Linked DNA regions of Homo sapiens: region 2 is linked to region 1. Evidence: read pairs that join two places in POLR2A ChIA-PET (ENCODE). Cell type or tissue: MCF 10A. All regions are shown on one strand. Links, peaks and the distances in the headings refer to the core of each region. The heading gives the core; the rest is flanking DNA.

Evidence for each region. Peaks named below come from ENCODE experiments on the same cell type or tissue, not always from the same donor. Only the 100,000 strongest peaks of a DNase experiment are listed, where the experiment ranks them.
Region 2: POLR2A ChIA-PET joins it to region 1 with 22 read pairs; 8 of 35 experiments call an interaction of 5 or more read pairs at or near these places.

Annotation. Positions count from the first base shown.
Region 1 is chr11:122,089,925-122,098,266 of GRCh38, reverse strand. It overlaps MIR100HG (mir-100-let-7a-2-mir-125b-1 cluster host gene), which reads left to right. Exons shown (of 5, transcript NR_137179.1): 5 at 6,527-8,342. Among named protein-coding and RNA genes, the nearest start is that of MIR125B1, 5.7 kb to the left of the region's middle. In MCF 10A, for the core only: no CTCF peak of the experiment used is centred there; DNase peaks (open chromatin) are centred at 426 and 4,346.
Region 2 is chr11:122,163,406-122,171,747 of GRCh38, reverse strand. The region is part of intron 3 of MIR100HG (mir-100-let-7a-2-mir-125b-1 cluster host gene); the gene reads left to right. Among named protein-coding and RNA genes, the nearest start is that of MIR100, 15 kb to the right of the region's middle. In MCF 10A, for the core only: no CTCF peak of the experiment used is centred there; DNase peaks (open chromatin) are centred at 817 and 4,447.

The DNA.
Region 1 (8,342 bases), core at 118-8,117:
TGGAAATTATAGCAAGGCATCTATTTAACTTACGAATCTATATTACCACATTATTCATATCCAACATTTGTAAAACAGTTGGTGCTTTTTGAAGTTAAAATATATCTGCAGTTTACTCTATGAAAATGTATACATGGATCAATAAAAACATGCCAGGTAAAATTCTTCCGTGATTTTCAGTGATAACAGGGTAGTAATTTAATACAAGTGTTTTAATTTGTATTTCAAGGCACTCTCAGGTTTTTACATGTTTTCAAGTGGATTGCTCATGTTCCGAGGTTGCTATCATACAACTGATCACCCAGGCATTTAAAAGTGCATAACGACACAAGATTTTATATTTCAGCAGGCAACTGCTTCAGTCAAGGGCAGGTTTCTCAACACCCCTTCTTCCTCACCGAGCCCATCAGTGAAGTTCAGTGAAATGAATAACATAATTGGTGGTTGGTTCAATCACTACCAGTCTAGACTAGCCCAGACGCATCAATTAGAGGGGGCTGTCTTTTAAAGGGAGAGTGCAACCGAAACAAGCAGGGCATTATTGATACTGATCTTTAAAAGTGCAAATCCAGCTTGGCAGATTAAAAAAAAAAAAATAAGGCGGGGAACTGGGGCGGGGGTGCGTTGCGGGAAGAAAAGAGAAAGAAGTGAACTGGAGCTTTCGGACACAGAAGGACAGGAAGCTTGAGAGAAAAGGAGAGGATAATGAGTGAAATGCAATGCAGCACCTCCTTGGAACACACAGTTACAATTCAGTTCACAGGGCACACTGGCTCACCGTATTTTTAACTAGTTTCTCTCCCCACCTCCTTTTTAAAAATTCCTTTTTTGCCTCTGTTTCCAAAGAAATGCCAGCTCAAAACCAAGGCAGTTGGAATTTAACAGCTCTAGGAAGCTCTAGTGAGAATAAAAGCCAAATAATATGAACCAGCCAAAATTCCTTTTGCAACATTTTTCCCCAAAAGAAAAATACAGAAGATATTTCTTTTCAAGTCTCTAATTCTACCTTTAAAAAATATGTGTACTAATGAACAGTATTCATTTTAAATCTAGAACCTGGGAATATATTACTATAGGCAAGACACCTTTAGGTAAAGAGCTCATAATTTTCCATTGAATACAGTAAAATTATAAAGAATGTAACAAAGGCTTTGGTAATTTGGTAGAGGGGCTTTTTGATGAAAAAAAGACAGATGATTTAGAAAGCGAGGAACACATCAAGCCTCAGGGAAAGAAAATGTTTGATTGGTATTAATTAAAACACTGCTAATATATTCTAATAAAATCAAATTTAACATTCTAAAGTAATCCTCTTGGTATGTCAAAGGAAAAGAAAAGTATTATCTTATTTGCATCTCTGCAATCCAAATGCATTTGCTCATTCAGCAGAATTAATTTTTATCACCAGCCTGTTTTATCTCCTCACAGATTTAGTCAAAGTTATTCTTTCAAACTAGAAAGGATCAGGGTGGGGAATCCATGGAAGGTATTGGAAGACTAGTGACTGTATTTAGTACCGGCTTTATATTTTACGATGTTCTTTCTCTTCATTCGCTGTAATGGGGTGTGGAGGGAAACGGTGAGACCGCAGTGAGAATGATGAACGGTTCATTTTTCCTCTTTCTCTCCTTGTACCTGCCAGATTATTTAAGAATTTCAGCTGCCAAATTATACGAATGCCATTTATTTACGTGACTGGTGTTGGTCTGTTGATTAATGTCTAATGTTTTTCTAATTTCAGACTTTAATTTACCGAAAATTCCTAATGAAAAAGGCTCTTAAGCCAGAAACCAATTGCCTCTTATCGGTTATCCCCAACTGTAGATCTTCTATGAGAAAGTGGGGAAGTGAATGTAAAATTTTATTCACTACAAACTGAGTTCTTTGTTCCTTTATTAAGTCAAAATTTCTCCAGGAAAATTTCATATTTTTATGAAACAGCAAGTTTTATGTTCTTTATTGTTAAACTCTCACAACTGATAAAATTATCCCGAAATGACATAACCAAAATGCTTCTCCTCTCATTAGTCTACCATGACTATGATATCTTATGTAAATATGTGACTAACAAAAAAAAAATGAATGGGCCATAAATACTGAGGACCATATTTGCGTGTTTCCAAAGTGAGGGGTTCTGCGTCCTATCAAGGAGATGTAAACTACTGACTACACTACCGATGATGCTGGCTTTTTGCTCCATTGCCTTTTCAAGTCTTCAACGTAAAAGAGCAATCGCAGTTCGGTTTCACATGTATTGTTCTATAATCCAGGCAATAAATGCTAATTAGTAATGCTCAAGGATCCGACCATTCAGAGTAATTATCATAATTTACTTCTTCCTTGTTAAAGACATTCCTTGCTGATTAGAAAAAAAAAAAAAAAATTAAATCGTCGTTTTACCATTGCACTGCAGTGGAAATGCACTAGAGAGATGTTCAAGGTATAGTAACACTGTTGCGGTTGCATTCCAAGTCACCGACCTGTGCCTCTTAGCTTATTACGAATGGAATTGCCACTTAATTTCTAAGAAGAAATTCATTTAAATGCATAAAGTTTGGCATGTAGACCAGGAATATATGATTTTATTTTACAAACCCCAGGGCTCCACCTTCCCGGCCCACCCTCTTTCTAAAACCACTTACTGAGCAGAACAAAGGAAACAGCTAACTATAGAGGCATCATTAAGTGTGAACTGCAACAGCATGATAAAGTATGTGATATGACAACATATTTTATTGCACAAAAGTGCAGATAATTAAATAATTCTATAGTAACCCTGACTAATTAGCCGAAAGATCTTGAAGGAGGAATCAAGAAAATGGATCCAATCACCTTGAATAATATGCTTCGTTCTCCAAGATCACAAATTTATTTTGGTTATTTGATGATTGATTAACTCATATAGAAAGATGAGGACAAAAGCCTGTTTCTCAAAGCAGAGCTTTGATCTGGTGTCCTCTTTAGGACAAATTAATCCTATGTTTTAGAAGTGCTGAATTTAATGTAGGGCTTTCTGTTTTCAGTCAAAGATATAACCTGCCATTCTGTTGAACATTTCTCTATTATCGAGTGATCTAAGAAATTATCAACCCTTAGCTTCTTATATCGCTGCCTCAAAATATAGATGTAGCCTCGTTCACATTTTCTAATGAGTCTCCTGTTTAAGTTTGTTTCTTATTGCTTGAAGCAAATAAATATCATGGGCACAGAAGGAAGAGAATAAATAACCGTGCTGAATATTATGTATGGTGAAACCCTCCCCCCTTCCTTTATCAAGGTAATATTCCTAGTGTTCATTGTTCATTGGTCCTTTAAGAGAGAGCTTTAGCTTTTACTTGAGGGTTGTAAGCACATTAGAGGAATAATTCCCTTTGGATACTATACAGAAGGAGCCACCTGCAAAATGTTGATGCTGTTATTGAAGTCTCAAGTGGAATCAGCTTTCAAAAAATTAGATATTAGATACATCCGATATAATTTGCAATGTGTAATTATACTAATGTGCATATAGTTGTCTGTTGCTTTACATGTTGCCTACTTGAGTTTTTTTCTTTTCTTGTGCATTTCTCATCATTGAAATGGTTCCTGAGTAGAATCTTTTTAAAATAAGCTTATTTTAAAAAAATTCTTTGTTAATTAATATAGGGATACGAGGACTCTACGATCTGTGTTCTTATGCAAGAATAAATATGTGCGACCTAGATGTTGGAAATTAATTATCTCTGAAAGGGTTATCATTGTGGACACTTGCTTAATTTGTAAAATATTTGCTACTCTTGATTGATTTAGTCTTTTTCTGACTTTAGACAACTTGAAGTAATTGAGAATATTAGTTCCTTTGTTGGAATAACAAAATAGAATGCCAGGGAAATGACCTTAGGCAGAGATAATAATTTTAATTTAACCAAAGTAATCAAAACAATAACAATAATCAGCAATTTCTTTTATTGTTTTTCACTGTTTTGCATGGCACATGTTGAATACTGAAACTCTGCCTTAGGTTATTTGTGCACTAACATCAACTTCCCTTTTAACGTCTTGACATGATGTCCAAGGTCTACTGATGGCCCCACTGGAGAGCCTCCTTCCAGGGAACTGATCCCTGAAGATCTACCTATTAAGGAATAGCCCAGTCAGAGCAACAGCGAGTTGGCTGGTCAGCCTGGTAGTTGGCTCAGTAGGTGAAGAGGCTCTTGATGCAAATTTGGAGAATCATTACCATCAGGTCACAGAAGGACCCCGGGCAAGGCAATACAAGGGTCTCGATTTATGCTTATGTGTTTGGGAGACAAAAAGGATTCCAAGGGAGGCTTATATTGAGATACAAGATATGACTCATTGCAATTGAGTAGGCATAGAGCCCAAAGAAAGCTGATTTGTAGAACAGTTGACTCATAGTAGACACCTAGAATATGGTCATTCACATATTTATACTATCTGTTTCTCAAAATTTGTTTTAATGATGGAGTCCCTATTAGAAAGAGACATTTTGCGTGATGTATAGCTACCTAATACCAAAGCAATACAAGGTTTACTTTTCACCTGCTCATGTATTCAAGGATTTGCCATCATTAGATATCCAAATGAGCCATAAAAAATTGTGCAAAATGTTATTCCTTAATACATAATATTTTAATTTATTAAAAAATGAGTTTTACAAATGAGTATCAAAAGCTTAGCACCCCATCATCCCTGTCAATGTTCACAAAATAATAAATTCTAAAATCTTTAAGATGTATATTTAATTACTCATCCAAGATCAGTTATTGCATGCTTAATCAGAAAAATACCTATTAACGTTTAACACTTAGTTACTTTACAGATTAAAAAACATATTATACCTGCCATCTAGGGAGCCAGCATCCTCGGTGTATCAAAAGTGTTTAGGGCAGAAAGCAGTGATGTGTCATAGTGTACCCCTTTTGGTGTGCCTGACTTATTAGACATCTTCATTGTGTAAGCATGATGAAGAGGCTGATGATAAGGTCTTCAGTTAAAGAAACATCTACCTGAGAAGTATATTTTATTCATAACAACTTTTATAAAAAAAGAGAAACATTAATAACAACTCTTCTCAAATACCCTTATCTTTAAAATGCATGGGTTGGATTAGTTGGGCTCTAAATTCTTTTACAGCTTTAAGAATTTTTGAAGGTATTCTAAAGTATGGAGGCATAGGAACAACTCCAGAACCGGTGGATCTGGAGCTCATTTGTTCCAACAGTCGTCCTTCAAAGTTATATTTGATTCCACCTCCACGTTCTGTATTTACTAACATATTTTGCGTTGATGCTAAAACAGTAAGGACTGGAGTTCACTTTCAGGAAGGGGCAGTAGCAGAAAAGAAGAACAGCTGAAGAATGAAAAAAGCTACACAGTGGGAGAAGCAAATTCTTGATCTGAGTTCTAAGCCCATTTCTCTCAATTAACATTAACATAGAAGAAACCCCGACAAGCACCTGCCTTTCTATTTTAAGACTATATTCTTTAGGCCTGCCTTCATTTAATTTCTTGCAGTATGGTTCGTTTTTTTCCATTGGATTAACTCCTTTGAGTTTCACGTTTTTCCTTCCACTTGATTCATTTGAGTCATCTTAATATTCCTCTCAGAAGCCTACAATAGTTACAGTAACACATCATACTTCCCAAATTAAATCTTAACGTGTTCAAAGCCACCTGGAAATTGCCCTACCCCATTTTCTAAAACCACTCAGAATGTGTAATCTCTTCTTGAATTAAGTGAGCCTGCTTTCTCTGGCTTCTAAGTCATTGAATATGCTCCAGGATATGCTTTTCCTTTCTGCATAATCTGTCCCCCCACCTCTTCTACACTTTGAAAACCTTCTTCTTTATTTCTCTCCTTCCCTCCATCCTTCTCGGTTTTTCTCCTTTCCCCCTTCCTCTCTCTTTTTCTTTCTTTTCTTTCTTTCTCTCTTTCTTTCCTTCCTTTCTTTTTCGTTCTTCTTTTTCCTTCTTCCTTCCTTCATTCCTTCCTTCCATCTTTCCGTCTTTCCCTCTTTCTTTTTTTTTTCTTTTTTTCTTTCCATACCATGTTCTGTGCCATGCGCTGGGAATACAAAGACAAATACAAGGAATTGACAACACCTAACAATTCTAGTGACTTCATTCAGCCCTGCATTCCTAAGCAGTTATGTACCCACAGCTATCTTACTTTGTTTTCACTCCTTGGATTTATTTGAATCTGTCCTCAATGTCATGTGTTCTTTTGTTCTTTCCCTATGTGTCCCATTTTAGTAAGTTCCCTGTTGGATAAACCTGAAGCTTTTCTTACACAGCATTTTCTCCCAGAGCCATTAGAGTGGTGTCTCACACACACTCAGGCAATGCCATTGCTGACTGATTCTTTAGCAAGGGGAACAATGTAAAACAACAGCATTTTTCTAGTGATGCAGCATTTCATCTCTAGTGAGACTTAGCATGGTCCCCAAAGTATCATTACATTTATTTATTATTATTAAAGAGTCAATGTGATAACTTTCTGTGACATGTTCTGTTATTTTTTTAGTTGTGTTGATGTTCCTTTCAGCTGGTCCTATAGTACCCCTCCTCAGGAATGTCTCCCCAGTGCAAGGACAAAGACTGAAGAGACTGCTATATTGATGGACTCTCAAGCCAACTATGAAGTTGAAACAAAGAAAGTGATCACCTGAAGACACCTCCTCTGCTAAGAAACACCCCCAAATTGTGCAGCTTCTGCCACTAGAACTCTCAGAACAAGAGACAATCTTTTCAAGAAACAGAAAAACTCAATAATGACATCTAGATTTTCATGAGCCAAGAACTTTCCCTTCCTCATGTGTATTCCTCTGTTTGTACTTAAATTCATGTGACATTCATTTTTTTCCTAGTATGGATATGCTTATTAATGCACTTGTTTCAAAATCCCAAATTGCACAAATGTGTTAATATTTTAAGAAACAAAATGAATCCTACAAGGAGAATGATTTTTAGCCACACATAGGGTTGGATCTTGAGAGTGACCTACAGAATAAAAGTACTTTTAAAATAAAGTAGTCAGAGGCTATTCAAAGGGTAAAATAATCATAGTACCACATTGGTCCACTTGACACTAACCAATCGATCATTTTTTTTTAATCAAGAAAGCTAGATTCTATCAGATAAAATCACTGCTTCTAAAGAGTTTAAATCTAGTTAGAAAAAGTTATAGAAATGTTTGCAAAGATAAGTAACAGATAGAGTCAGTAGAGGATAAGATCAAAAACAAAACCAAGCAAAAGATGAGTTCAGGGGAGTTTGCCATCAAGTTGGCAAAACTGACTTACTTAGGGAAGAAAGTTATAAAACAGGAAAATATGAGATGAACCTTGAGTGATGTGGAAGATTTAGATAAATGGAAAGGAAGGAGAAAATGGAGTTCTTTAGGTGGTTGTAATTGGAGGAGGAAATGAATACACACATCTTGTTGACTTAAACCCAGACATTCAGCAGCTCTCTATACATATCTGGAAAAGACTGCACAGTCACCTCCTGTCTCTCACCCCAGGTATTACTTAGAATTATTATCATATTTCCCTTCCTTTAAAGTAAGTAAGGGTGATTGGTGACAATATGGAGAACTATGATTTTTCCATTAACCTAATAATAATTGGTATTTATTGAGTTCTGTTAAGCATTTTACATATTAACTCACTTAAGCCTTTCAACAGCCTTGCAAAATAGGTATTATTATCCCCATTTTACAGGCAAGAAAACTGAGGTTTAAGTAACTTGCCGAAGTGCCATATACAGGGCTCACATTCAGTATTGCAGTTGCAAAGCTCATGATCTATAGTGCCAAGTTGCAATATTGTAGTCAATGTCACAATTATTACCCCTTTTTATATTCCTTGATATTTTTCCATGGCAAACAATTAGCTATTTCATTTAATAATCACCTAAAACTTTTCAGTCTTCTGATTAAAATTACGCTGGAGTGATAGAATGTATTTTCATGATAGAAATTGGGAAAAAAAATGGGGAATGAAGTTTATCAGCATTTCAGACTTGTTTTTTTTTTTTTTTTTTGCAAGACTTTGATGAGATTGTTCACTTTTGTCTATGTAAAATCCCAAATCCTTGAGAATAAAAAAGGGGGAGGTTTAAGTCACTTGTTGCAATGCCCTTTTTAATAGAGGCAATAAATCTAAAGGCCATAAATTTAGAGTGACTTACAGAAGATCGAACTTTGGAGTGTGGCAGAGTAAGGGATGGAAACCGGGCCCTCCAGTTCACTATCAGTAGCTTTTGCACTGGTCTGCCCTTCCTAAATTAAGTATGCACTTCAATTTGATGAGTGGAAACAGTCTATCTGGGCAGTAACC
Region 2 (8,342 bases), core at 11-8,010, 74 kb before region 1:
CTCCCTGCTCACCTGCCTCCTTTGTGCTTCCTCAACACTTCTACAAGAGAAGTACTTTCTCTTTTCTTTTTTTTTTATTTGAGACGGGATCTTGTTCTTTGCCAGGCTGGAGTGCAATGGCACTATCTCAGCTCACTGCAACCTCTACCTTTCTGGTTCAAGCGATTCCCCTGCCTCAGCCTCCCAAGTAGCTGGGACTACAGGCGTAGGCCCCCACGCACAGCTAATTTTTTATATTTTAGTAGAGATGGGGTTTCACCATGTTGGCCAGGATGGTCTCGATCTGCTGACCTCATGATCCACCTGTTCAGCCTCCCAAAGGGCTGAGATTACAGCCTTGAGGCACCGCACCTGGCTGAGATGTACTTTCTCATTGCCCATGGACAATGCTAGCACACATGCAATTATTTGTGTATCATCCACCTTCCTCGCTAGAGTGGAAATTCCATGCAGACCTGTTTTCTCACTCATATATAATTCATCTGCAAGTCACTGGTGCCAAGCACAATGGTTGGCACAAACTAGTCATTCAGTAGATACTTGTTGAATGAATGCAGGATACAATGAATGGAAGAAGCACACTAGTTTATTTTGCTTCATGTTTGGCTTTGCTGAAACATTTGGATTTTTTTAGTATTATTCACTCATACTGCTTCTCTCTCTTCCTCAGTCAATATTTACTGGGTGTCTTTAGTGTGTCAGGCACTGGACTAAGTGCCAGGATGAGTGAGATGTGGTCCCTTCTCCCATGGAAGGTCCAGAGTGGGCTGCAAGTATCATGTTGGTTCTGAGTCAGTCAGCCATGCTTGGTGAATCACAAACCACTGTGGGTGGAGCCTTGAAGTGGCTCTTTGTGGGAGGATGCAGAGGAGGAAGATATTTTCCTCATTCATGAGGCTCTCACAGTCCATAGGCTAGTGAACAAATAAGTACATGAAATGCATAATATATGCCTAGCAAAAAGAAACAGTGGAGTATAGTACAAATGACTTGGGATACTTTTAGAGATAAAACAATGAGATTTTCTACCTGATGTGAAATCTCCCTGACTTGTTCAGCTAATATGTAATTTATTTAACAACTATTTTTTGTGTACTTCTGTATGCCCGAAAGTATGCCAGGGATGGGCACATGGCAGTGAACAAGAAATGTGTGAGACTGCGTCTAAGGAAGGTGCAGGCCAAGATGTCTAACTCAGAGGTGAAAATGAGAGTGAGTATGAGTGGGAGACATGAGAGTGAGAGAGTAATATGGAAGGAGAGGGACAGTAAGAAAGTCGGAAACCACATCTAAAGGCTCTTAGTACTCTATTTTTTAGGCCCAAAGAATTCTGAAGATGGTGGCTGTCACTTAAGGAATTTTAACTCTCTCCCTTAGAAACTTTTTCAAGGAAAAGCTTGGTATTGTTGAGGTGACAGAACCTGAGTGTCTTAGCCTCTTTGTGCTGCTATGACAGAATACCACAGACTGGGTAGTTTGTAAAAAATTGAAATTTATTTTTCCTATTTCTGGAGGCTGGGAGGTCCAAGATCAAGGTGCTGGTGGGTTCTGTTGTCTGGTGAAGGCTACATCCTCCAGAGGGGTACAGCCTCCTCTGTGTCCCCACATGGCAGAATGATGCGTGAAGTCTCTTTTATAAGGGCCTTAACCCCATTCATGAGAGAGGACCCTTCATGGTCTAACCACCTCTTAAAGGCCCTACCTCTTAATACTACCATATTGGCAACACCTGAATTTTGGAGAGGACACATTCAAACCATAGCGGTGAGTTTACTAGAATTATGACAAATGTTTAAATAGCATCAGCAATCTAGGTTATTGGTAGACTAGCTTATTTCCAGATGTCTTGTTTAACCGTGACCTAAGATTTCCAGTGAATTTTAGAGTTTAGCCCCACCGTCTCTACTATCCATACTCTATTAACCTTTTTTTTAAAGTCTGTTCCCACTTTTAAAATAGCTAGAAGCATCCAATCTTGTGTTCATTTAGTGCATATTTGGTACTTGCTGTGTGTTAGACAGGGTTCTAGACCCTAGTAATTCATTAGCCCAAAATCACTACCCTGTGTTAGCATCAATAATTTTGGCCTTCCCTTATAAGATACATTTCAATGTGTCTCTGAGTCTTTAGACTCCAGCTTTTGATAAAAGGACTTATAATAAGGTTTGTGATTTGCTTTTAATTTCTAAAAGAATATGGAGCACAGTTGAATAACATAGAAACTCTAGAATTAAAACAATTTGAGATTTTCAAGGGCATGGCCCTTTAAATAGTCCTAAATCACCACTTTATTTTGTCAGGCTCACCGGCAAAGGCAAGGCAGGGCTCAAGGGGCAATTACCTTCTATGCCATGGCTAAATGAAGTGTGTTTTCTTTTCAATATTGACTGAAATCTCAATCCATCTTGGGCACAAGGCTAGGCACTGTCACATGCTATTTCTTTGCATTGTTCCAATAGCCTTGTGAAATATATCTCATCGTTATTCCAATTTTACAGATAAGAAAATTGGGGCTCTAAGTGGCTAAGGAAGGCATCCAACACCATACCCCTAATAAATAAGGTAGAGAGGACTGAAATCCAGATTTATTGACTCCAAAGTCCTTTCTTAGGTAGAAATCTCTTTCAGAACATTCTTATTAAGACGTAGAGCCTTTTCTTGGTGACTCTAAGAAACGCTTCTGTATCTGAAGACAAAAGGAAAAGTTAATTTGGTTTTGGATTTTGCCTTCTAAAACCTTTGGGGTTTATTGGGTGTTACTATCACTTGCCATTTTTTGTCCTCTACACTTAAAATATGCTATACAGCTCCCTTCAACTCAGCCATCTGTGTTCTTGGCTTTTAATTTTCATAAAAATGGCTGGACACATTCTTCTTATTTCATAAATACCCAAGGCCAAAGAGAGATATTTTATTGGCATTTTTCAGTAATCTTTCCCTAACATTGTTTTTCATATCTGTTCCAAAGCCTTTATATTATTCTACCTTTCTTATGTGTGTGTGTTGTGTTGTGTGTGTGTGAGAGAGAATATATTTGTTATATTATTTGTTATAGTTATTATGTTAATATATTTATTATAATTATGATACAAATGTATTAGAAATTAAAATGGTATGTTTTAATCATTTAGAACCAATGCTCAGATAATGTCCTTACTAGTTGGTTTTAATAATTAAAGACTATAAGGAGCATGGGTGAATAGGAAGCAGCTTCTGAATTTGAAAGGTGTCCAAATGATAGCCCAAGGACCAAAGACAGCTCAAACCAGGTTTGAATAGTTCATTTTATATGGCTTATATACAGACCTACCTAAAGTCAGGGAATTGGATTAGTCATGGGTGTAGAATTTTACAACTTCAAGGTGCATTTAAGATCCATCCACTACATTGTAGAGAAGAAACTATATTCTGGAAAGGTTAGTGATTTGCCCAAAGTCAAACAGGAAGTCAGAACATGATCTAAACCGGCAATTCTCAAACTTTTATCTGTAAATAGACTGAGATTAACGCCTCATCAGAAATATGACGGACAAATATTTTCTCCCATTCAGTAGGTTACCTTTTCACTCTGTTGATTGTTTCCTTTGCTGTGCAGAAGCTTTTTATTTGATATGATCCTACTTGTCTATTTCTGCTTTTATTGCTTGTGTCTTTGAAGTCATATCCAAAGTAGTATTGCCAAGAACCAATGTCAGGATAGTTTTTCCTATTTTTTTTTCGAGTAGTTTTACAGGTTCAGATCTTACTTTTAAGTCTCTAACTTGTTTTGAGTTGATTTTTGTATATGATATGAGACAAGGGTCTAATTTCATTCTTCTGCATATGGATATGCAGTTTTTCTAATATCATTTATTGAAGAAACTATTCATGTCTCCATTTTTCTGTGTCTTCTTTCATTTGCTAAGCAGGTAAATCTTAAGTGTTTTCACCACAAAAAAGAGAAAGAAAGGAAGAAAGAGAGAGAAAGAGAAAGAAGTATGTGAAGTAATGGATGTGTTAATTAGCTTCATTGTGGTGATCATTTCACAATGTACACATAAATCAAAATATATACATTTCACAATGTATACATATATCAAAACATTAAGTTGTACACCTTAAATATGTACAATTTCTATATGTCAATTTTGCCTCAAAAAAGCTGAAAAAAAAGAAAAATTGTTTACAACACAGATCCCAGGATCTCAATTTCAAAGAATCTGATTCAGATCAGGGGTGGGTCCCACGAATCTTTAATAATTAATAAGCCTCCTGGGTGATTTGGCTGCAGGTGGTCCTGAGACCACACTTTAAGAAACACTAATCAAGAATCAAGGCCTTATGACTCTTAGTCCTGTTTCTTCCCAAAGGACTATGTTGCCTCCCTACATTCGAAAACATTCCAAACAATACATAAGAGTCTTTGTAATTCACATTAGTGCTCGTATTTACTGACTCAACAATTAATTCCTGATTGAGTCATTCATTGAGTAATTTTCTTTTACTCAGTCAGCCTCTGTGGTTTGCCAGGAGCTACAAATAAAAGATTAAAACACAGTCACACCTCCAAGGAACTCATATAATAGTAACAGAAGTAACTACCATTTCTTGAGCACTTTATTTATACATACGTCATACAGTTTATCTCATTCACCTATCTCATTCCCTGCCTTTCAGTAAGCCTGTATACTATTATAACCGCATAGTTTGGGAATATTTCATATATATATATATATATATATATATATATGTATAATCACATATATTCTCTTCAACTTGTTCTTTACATTTAATATGTCTTAAAAGTATTTCTTTGTCAGTTCTTGCTTTATATATGTCTAGTATTTCTTTATAAGGGCTACAGAGTATCCCTCAGCATTGATATTCATCAATACTGGTGATGTATCTGATGATTCCCATATTGATGAATAGTAAATCGTTTACATTTTCACCTTTTACAAATAGCATCCTGATGGATTCCGAAGTAGATATTATTATATCATTTTATAGATAAGGAAATAGAGAAAAGTTCATTACCTTGTCCCCCAATGGCAGACCTTGGATTCAAATGGAGTCCTGTCTATCTCAAAGACTACAAAGTTCCTTTCTTTTTACTATGATGCCTTTTAATAGTTCCAGTGAGGTGAGAGCTGGATGAGGTGGGTACAACAGAATCATCAAAAACCTGGCCGTTGATGGGACCTCAGAGTCACTTGAGGAAGCAACATTTGAGCAGCATCTAGGAGCCTTCTGGGAAAAGATGGAGAAAACTAAAGACGTTAGGTTTATTGCAAACCAATCAATCATACTCACTGATCACCTACTAGAGGAAACCTGTGATAACACTTGTGGGGAGATTTATAGAAAGAAGACGTATTTGCACATCAGGATTTTACATCATGATGTGTGCCTGTGTGTGTCTGAAAAATACTAGCATAACAAGCTGGTGAGTACACTATGAAAAAAAACAACAACACCTACTTCATTTGGCAGAGCACCAGAAATGAGGGGGTAATGAGGTCCTGTCTTTGTGGCATGGTAAAAAAAAAAAAAAAAAAAAAAAAAAAAAATTGCCCTCTTAATTCAGTTTCTTCTTCTGAAATGAAGAAAGTAAGATCTAGCCCCTGCATACTTGACAGGATGTTGCAAGGCTTGGTTAATTTCTGTAAATGTTTTGAGCTCCTCTGAGGTGTGTGTTCTGTAAATAGGAGGTATTAATAGCAGCCGTCAGAACTGAAACAAAACTGAATTGAGCTGCAGTCATTTTCCGGGAAAGAAACACAAACACCCATAAAGCATGAAGCCCATACTGGATCTGTCACATTGGTCCTTCTTTAAAAGGCAGCTTGGGTCTCATATAGGACATGGTGACAGCTCAGGCCCTAATCTCAAGTGGGAAAATTCAGGAGACTAGCTGGATTTTCTAACATTTAATTTCCCAGCTGATTACTATGATTAAGAGTCCATCTGGCGCAGCCCATTTGTGAGGTATGTGTGTGCAGGGAAGTGGGAATCTAGTAAAGGCAGAGATCTAACAGAAAAAAAAAAAAAAGAAAGAAAATGCACAGTAGAGACAGTGCCATATTAGAGCCCTCCGCTAGGATGTTTAAATAGGAATTTCGTCGTATTAGCGTTAGTGAGGCCAGTTGGCCATATGTTATAAGAAAGGCAGTTAGAGAGAGAGGGGTTTCTGTTTTCAGGGCTTTTATGTTAGCTTAGTGAGGATTTGGTGATGCCTTTGTCTGCCATGGGTCTAGAGGGGCTGTGAACTGCTAAGAAGAAAATCTAGCTCTGGGTTTCAGCAGTAAAATGCCAGCATCTCTACCTGCAAACTGGCATCGACTAAGCAGTTGCTGGGGAGACACGCAGTTACGCTTCTGCACATGGATGGGGGGGGTGATAATTTAGGATGGGGGTACCCTGGAGCTCACAATCTACTTGCTCATATCCCCCGAAAGGAAGCTCTGAGGAGAGGTTTGAGGCAGCCATGTGTTAGCTCTCATATTGTCATGGCCCCTTCAGGGTAACTGCATTTCCCAAATCTATCCAGGGGCAAGTCGATCTTATAAGCACTAATAGGACTTACAGATGTGCAGACATGAAGGTTCTGATGCTCAGCTCAACTCCTGGATGGAATTTCTCATAATTTTTTGTTACCCAGGGGATTCTATGTAAACCTGTTCCAGACAGAGTTTTTATTGTACTTTATTTGTAATCTCCAACCAGGCTTCCCCTTTGGAGGTCAAGCCTCTAAGTCTCCTTGAAAATTCCTACCTCAGAGGTAGGGGCTCCTGTCTCCTGTGGTCATTGCTTTTGCTGGGGACTCCAGGTCCACCAGGAAAACTCATCAGCAACTTGATCTTAATCCCTGGCTGCATGCACACAGGTCACTGAAAAACATCTGGTGGCCCTGACCCTTCCTGTTCATTTACCAAATGTACTGAAAGTGGGGAGGGACTGGAGAACACATTTTTCTTCCTCGCTGGTGACAGAGGGATGAACTAGTTGATGGTCCAACTTCATGAGGACCTGTGAGCCCTATCTATTTTGCTCATAAAAAGGACCGATGACCTCTGTTCAATGGCTGGAAAGTCTCCATCTCTGTGGGCCATTATGGTAGCTCCTGAGGGCTAAGGGGAAGAAAGCGTCCTCTGCCTCATCTTGGAAATGTGGAAATAGAGTGGGTTTCCCTGCAGGTTGGAATCAATACCCAACTGCCTTGTCTCTGGGGAAGGTGGATTTCATGGCCTACCATATGAGTTCAGCAGAGAAATCTAGATCAATAGGAGTGAGAGAGTCTGTAATGTGGTGCCTTTAGGCATCTGTATCTGAAAAGGGACTTTTATTTGAATTACTTGGACCTTAGACTGAGGCTTCACCTCCATGTAGGAACAGCAGTCCATTAGTGATCCTTTGAATTTATAGTGAGACCTCGTTCACAGTGATAAAGCTTCCTTAGGGCCTAAGGTCTTCTGGTGCCTCTGTTTGTGGCTGAGTGTCCTAAATAAAGGGCAAGTCTGCTACTTTTATGTCCTATTCGGCCATAGCTGTCTAACCTTGTAGCGAGAGGGAGCCTGGCAAAGTCAATAAGGTAAGATGGAAAGCATCCACAGCTCATTACAATGGCTTCTTCTCGCCCTTGCTTGCCCTCACTCATCACCAAGAGTTTGTTTCCCAGTCTTCCCAGAAGAAATAGTCATGCCAGTCTTGTCATGTTGCATTGGCCCGAGAGAGGTTTTTGTTGTAAAATATATTGTCTTACTTAGATTCTAAAGAGAATTAGACTTAGGATTAATGGATTTGAGGGTGCTGGCTGCACCAGACTTTCTCTTTTTCTTGATTTTTTGCTTTTAACAGAGGCTTAGCTATCAGCAGGTTTGTATCTTCCAGTGATGGGTAAAAGGGGATGGGAATTATTTTGTGTTTTTTTTCTACCTTGCTCTAGTAACTTAGATTGTGCCCTAAAGATTATGTGAATAAAATGTGCCAGACCTGGTTAATGCAAGATAAAAATCAACCTGAACTCCTTCTTTATTAGCAAGAATGTCCAGAAATGATATAATAATAAAAATATTCTTCTCAGGAATCCAAATACTGATCACAGAGAAGCTGCTGAATAGCTTTCTCCCATTGTCATGGGAAAGATAAAGACCTGCCAATACAGAAAAAGTTTGGGGTCAGCCAGGAATGGCAAATATTTGGTCTACATTTTATCATCAACCTTCTTCCCCCATGGCAGTGATGACTTACTAAGTGCTTATAAAACTCTTTCCTACCAAGATCAGACATGATTTCAGAATACTTCTCACTTTCCAAAAAGCCCCAATCAGTCCATTAGAGTTGGAGTAAGTGGTTTAATTTTT